2 separate regions of the Homo sapiens genome follow, and region 2 is linked to region 1. Evidence: chromatin contacts called from ENCODE Hi-C or POLR2A ChIA-PET data. All regions are on one chromosome and are shown on one strand. The core of a region is the stretch at or near the end of the contact, and the rest is flanking DNA. Distances in the headings are between cores, read along the strand shown. Region 1 holds the start of P2RY13 (purinergic receptor P2Y13). Region 2 overlaps MED12L (mediator complex subunit 12L).

Region 1 (3,037 bases), core at 396-2,895:
TATTTACTATAGTCAAACACTTTGACATCTACCACATTTAAGAGACTCTATTTCCATAACTCTAGAAACAGGCACTGTAAGTCAGTTCCTCTTTGGAAAGTTTCCCACACTTCAGTGTTTTGAAATTTGACCAAGAAGTGATTTCCAGTTTTCAGATTATGAAATTATCCTGCACAGAATTTATCTTGCTTAAAGAAAAACTATTCCAGATCTTCCTTTAGATTATGGATTTGGGGCTATAGGAAAATTTACAATTAATTTTGTAGGTTAAATTTCTCTACTTAAGAAATAAAGGATTTTTTTTCCTCTGCTGAAGCAAACAAAAAGATATACATTTATGTTTAAGACATACATGTATGTTCTATTAATGAAATCTTGAATCTATACTCCCAAGGATTAATTTATTTCAGTCAAAGAGAAATTTTTCAAACTGTGCCGTTATTGGGTAGTCTAATCAAAACTATTAGACACTGTATTGCCTCATATTTTAAAATGTCCAGGGGGATATTAAGTTTTTCTTCTCAGAATTCAAAGCCAAGTCACCCAAAACTTTGTGATCAACTAACACTAGTCTCGTCTAACTCCATGGTAACACTTGTGGCAAGAAACATGAAATGAAACTCACCATGAACTCCACATCCTCCGTAAGATCTCCTAATTTCCGCTTTTCCTATGCCTACCTGGCAAGTAGATTTCTGCCATGGACAACAACTTTCTCTATGCAAAAGCACCATTACATCTTTCAAACTTGAAGAGAATTAAAGCAAAAAAAATGCACAGATATTGGCCCAATGTTGATTGATGAAATTCCTGAAGTCCTCTGCACTCGAAATACACCAAATACAAAAAAGATTTCTAAAAATGGCCCTCTACTAAGTGAAAGAGTATAATATCTCTATCTGGATTTGCAATTCATTCCCATGGCAATGGGACTAAAAGCCACTAAAAGTGGCTAACATTTTTTAGTGCCTCCTATATGTCAAGCACTATTCCAGGCAACCAATTCATTCTTAATAACACAGTGTGTTAGATACTATTTTCAAACCCATTACACAGATGAGGAAATTGAGACACAGAGCTGTTGAATCATTTATCTATAATCTAATCCCAATTAATTGGTGGAACTGGGATTCTAACTCCAAAAATCTGGATCTAATAGTCTTCACCTCTCAGAAAACATCATGTTAACTCTCAGAGATCCCCAAACCAGAAGACTAAGTCAAATACCTACAAAAATAAACATACCGTCTTCCTGAACACAAATTACTGGAAAATCCAGTTTACAAGGATACAGAAGATTATTCTGTCTGATTTTAGGTAGTCTTATTCTCCTACTTGATTGTAATTTGGGACTATTTTCTTCATCTTTCTACTTTCCACTATATACAAGAGGCACTCAAAAAGTTCACTGAACATGCAGATCAAGAAGATAAACTTCAAGAAAGTTATGAAGAAATTTAAAGATAATTGCAAATAAGCTTCTTTATTCAAGTCACAGATTAACAGTATGAAAGTTTGAACTAAAATAGAGTATTAGCAAATGTCCCAAAGGTCTAAATATGAAGAGGTTCTAATGGGTCACATTACATAAGTAAAAATAAGGAAGGAAATCCACTATAAGAAAGCAGAACATTTGCTTCACATGCTCATTTGTAGGCTGAACTAATGACTGCCGCCATAAGAAGACAGAGAGAACTGAGTATCCTCCCAAAGGTGAATTTCAATTTTTGTTATTATGAGTGTGCTTGCTTATATAAAAGAATATGCTTAAGGGAAAAAAGGTGCTTTAAAGTTAATATTCTACAAACCATAGTTTATGAGCATAAGAAATTACATAATTTACAGCAATCTGATGTATTAGTAATAATAATGTATTATTATCTCTTAAACAGTGTTTTGTTTTATGGCTAACAGTAGCACCTGTGAATGAGGCAGAACCTGTTATTTGGATTTCACAAGGATGTGAAAGTAATGGTACTGTTAAAAGTACCAAAAATGTATTATATGCTTTAAAAATTCTAGCCAGAAAACAGTATTTTCCTTTTCAACACATCTATTGAAAGTGTTGGATAAATGCAGGATGTTAATATGCTATAAACATAAAGTCTGTTTTTAAAAAATAGCATTTGAAAATCATGAAGGGCTTTTTGTTTTCTTTTGTTTGTATATATGTTTATTGGTAACAGGTGACACTGGAAGCAATGAACACCACAGTGATGCAAGGCTTCAACAGATCTGAGCGGTGCCCCAGAGACACTCGGATAGTACAGCTGGTATTCCCAGCCCTCTACACAGTGGTTTTCTTGACCGGCATCCTGCTGAATACTTTGGCTCTGTGGGTGTTTGTTCACATCCCCAGCTCCTCCACCTTCATCATCTACCTCAAAAACACTTTGGTGGCCGACTTGATAATGACACTCATGCTTCCTTTCAAAATCCTCTCTGACTCACACCTGGCACCCTGGCAGCTCAGAGCTTTTGTGTGTCGTTTTTCTTCGGTGATATTTTATGAGACCATGTATGTGGGCATCGTGCTGTTAGGGCTCATAGCCTTTGACAGATTCCTCAAGATCATCAGACCTTTGAGAAATATTTTTCTAAAAAAACCTGTTTTTGCAAAAACGGTCTCAATCTTCATCTGGTTCTTTTTGTTCTTCATCTCCCTGCCAAATACGATCTTGAGCAACAAGGAAGCAACACCATCGTCTGTGAAAAAGTGTGCTTCCTTAAAGGGGCCTCTGGGGCTGAAATGGCATCAAATGGTAAATAACATATGCCAGTTTATTTTCTGGACTGTTTTTATCCTAATGCTTGTGTTTTATGTGGTTATTGCAAAAAAAGTATATGATTCTTATAGAAAGTCCAAAAGTAAGGACAGAAAAAACAACAAAAAGCTGGAAGGCAAAGTATTTGTTGTCGTGGCTGTCTTCTTTGTGTGTTTTGCTCCATTTCATTTTGCCAGAGTTCCATATACTCACAGTCAAACCAACAATAAGACTGACTGTAGACTGCAAAATCAACTGTTTATTGCTAAAGA
Region 2 (3,186 bases), core at 141-2,640, 100 kb before region 1:
TTAATTCAACCTGAATTAATTTGGGGAATATTAAATGATTGATCTTATCTAAATCTAGGGGTGGGGTTTTCCAGTGTAATTTCTCCAGCATCTATTCAAACATTCACCTAGTACTTACTTAAGAATTATAGGAGCTTTATAAATGGGAAAAAAATGCCATAGGTCTTAGATATCTCAGTGCACAAAACCGAGAATTACTAATAAGTTAGCCCCTGCCAATCATTTGAGACATGTGGAATAGCGCCCTTGGGTTTTCATCACACTGACTTTCAGTTAGCCCCATCTCAGCCTAAAATGTGACCTGGTTGCAACTTATGTCTGATGTTAGTACCCTGTGGCTGGAAGTGGTCAAAGCTACGCATTGATCTCCTCTACTTCCAGGCCAAGAAGGGTAAATGCAATGACTGACAAATGCAACCCTATTAAGAAAAAGCCTACAGTGTAAACAAGAGAGTCTATGGGCTTCTTATATCCAAGAACTGTGATTGATTGATAGGTATAGCTGACTCCATTTGATTTCAAGGTCTTGTCTTTAAGGGGAGCTGGGGTCTCGCTCCATCTTATTCTAAGGTAATTTCCTCTGGTAAGGTAAAGTACCAGGTTCTGCCACAGGGCTTTACCTTGTGACCATCTTAATGCAAAAGAATGCATTTGCAAGAAAAGAAAAAAAAAAAAAAAAAAAAGAAACCTCTCAAGATACAGAATTAACAGGGAGAAAATCTGAAGACTAAAGTAATTCTAGTTATTTTCTTTATAATGCGCAGGGGTAAAACAGCATTCCTCAACTTTCAATAGAATCGTGGAATTAATTAGAGTCGTAGCATAACTTCCTCACCTAAAAAAAGAAAAAAGATATGCCCCACAGCTTTCATGTGCAAAATGATTAATAATTTAACTCACCTCTGCAAAGTATAAAGTGCATACAAATGCTATGCAATTATAACACTCATTCTTAAAACAGTATTACTGTTGTTTGCAATGCTGAGCTACAAAATATATGGTTCAAACTGAACTGGCAAAGAAATTTGGAAAGAAATAATGATGGAACATGACTCACTCACTAGGCACAACATTCACATTTCGGTTGATTTGCCAATGCAGTCATTATATAGATATATTACTTTGAAGAAAACAACTTCATTAGCTTATCTAAGTATGTTTCTTGAGAGGAAAAAATCTGATATACAAAACCAGCAAAAATGTGTACAGATAGATGATACATCTTCTGAAAGCAGATAGACTATTAATTTAGTGAAAAGAATAGTTTTTAATGTTTTGGCAAAGTCTTTTCCAGCCCAGAGTAAACACAAAATGGGCAGGCTGGAGTGAAATATTTTCACAGTGTACAAAGCAGTTCACATGGATGTTGCCACAGCAAAGTAAGCTGACATGTATTTGAGGTCATTTGCATGAGTCAAACTTTGCAATGAGTAACTCACCCAGGAAGATATAAATTATTTATAGATAATGATTTGCAAAAGAAAATGTCTACTAAAGTTGTACTAGCTACATTTTAAAAAAAGTAGATTTACATGGTCTGCTCATTATAGACAAGTCTATTCACAGTATGCTTGACTATATTATATGTAAAATCATATGGCAAAAGAAAATGAAATAACAGAGAACATGGGAAAATATCCCCCACATATGTTTTAAAATGCCCTGCAATTTTCACATTCAAAATTTTATGCATCTAAATCTAAAAAAATATTATATAGAATACTCTTAAGTTACACAAACTGATAATTTACTGGTTTCTTTTTTACTCTAATAGGAGCAAATTACCACATACTTGAACAAAGTTAAAATAGTTACTATTTCTTTATAATAAATTTGATGTATAATTTACTTGTGCTTTTTGCACCAATTTATAAATACAGTATATGCAATACACAACCAAGACTGACACTGACAGTAATAATTAAATTCAAAAGAGCAAATACTTACCATACAAAATAAACAGCAAATACACCTTTTATGAAAACCAGAGCCTTCTGGACTTTGGGGCCAGATTCTCTGGAAACCATGTCAAGTGTGAGCACTGGAATCTCAAGCCAGCTACTGGATTTTTTTTTCCCCTTAAGGTGGCATAAGGTTCAGGAGAACCAAAACTGGCAATAAATAGTTGGACGATTCCACTGCAGTTCTTTCAGGCCTTTAGGATTTACATGTTGTACCTTCACAATGACTCTCATCAATGATCTTGCCTCAAAACAAATTTGAGTACAGCTACTTCTAACAGGTTTCCGCACATCTTAGGGCGGCTCTCAAAGAAACCTTGGTTTAGGTTCTTGGTTTAAGAAGTTTAAGTACGAAGCAACAATCTGTTTCAGCACCTTTTGACCACAACAAAAGCAAAGAAGAGTCCTACATAAATAAGAACAAAGTTTATAAAGTGCTTATGAGATTACAAACATTTCAAATTAGAGCGATGCAAATAAATGTCCGTTTCACCATCACAGGTGAATGCAGAATAAACAGGCCATGTTTCTGTCAAGATCTGACATGCCTTTCAAATCAGTAGTTTGGTCCAGCACAGTTTGGAAAATAAAATTAAAAAAAAAAAAACAACGTCATCATTAATGAATGAAATACATAAATACCTTAGATCCATCATAATCCATTCTTTCTAGAAATGTGAGATTCAAAAAAAGCACCAATTTCAAAAGGTCTGCTAGCACACTCTTCCGGGAGTAGGCCTGCCTGCATGATTCACATTTGTAAACCTACTTTAAAGGTGAATTCAACAAAATCAAACCACAACTTCTCCTTGGCTTTTTGTTTAAACACCTTTTTTTTTTTTTGTGAGATGTAGCATAAAATATAGTAAAATGTCAAAGAAATGAAAAAAAGGGACATTTTTAAGATGACTAATGCATTAAATTTGATTTTCTGTTTTTCAGTGCAAACATAAAACGTCATGTCTTCTCCTCTTGCAGATTCAGAAGTGTGAAGGATGCCCATACGGAGTCACTCCTTGCTGTGGCTGGTTGCCTAAGGAGAAAAATAAATTGAACCAAAATTACAGACACAAAACTATTGCACAGATGGATGCTACCCTCTTGTCACTGCTCTCAGTACCAGCTGCAGGTACAGGGAAACAGAATGGCCGGAGAGTACTATCCTTGCCCTGAAAAACCCTTGTGGTGGGATTCAAGTACCACCCTGCAGAGGGGACACCTTTAT

Evidence for each region. Hi-C counts contacts between places; a loop is a spot of excess contacts on that map. ChIA-PET counts read pairs that join two places held with the same protein, here RNA polymerase II (POLR2A). Pooled maps may share reads with other maps.
Region 2: a pooled map shows a loop between it and region 1 (2.1-fold over the local background). The contact joins the enhancer-like site here to the promoter of P2RY13 in region 1. A Hi-C loop is called at or near these places in 1 of 168 maps with a recorded cell type or tissue (PC-3), 1 of 37 single-sample maps with no recorded cell type and 3 of 50 pooled maps. POLR2A ChIA-PET finds 5 or more read pairs at or near these places in 2 of 52 experiments (MCF 10A and Panc1).

What each region holds. Positions count from the first base shown.
Region 1 is chr3:151,328,157-151,331,193 of GRCh38, reverse strand. P2RY13 (purinergic receptor P2Y13) reads left to right here and starts at 1,645. Exons shown (of 2, transcript NM_176894.3): 1 at 1,645-1,713; 2 at 2,187-3,037. The coding sequence starts at 1,666. All of the region lies in intron 16 of MED12L (mediator complex subunit 12L), which reads right to left.
Region 2 is chr3:151,432,560-151,435,745 of GRCh38, reverse strand. It overlaps MED12L (mediator complex subunit 12L), which reads right to left. Exons shown (of 45, transcript NM_001393769.1): 45 at 1-2,994. The coding sequence ends at 2,942. It also overlaps a transcript of IGSF10 not described here. Among named protein-coding and RNA genes, the nearest start is that of IGSF10, 27 kb to the left of the region's middle. Within about 2 kb of position 1,390, at least 2 of the 41 ENCODE cell types and tissues checked have a DNase peak (open chromatin) inside an H3K27ac peak, as active enhancers do; they include PC-3, where a contact is called at or near this core.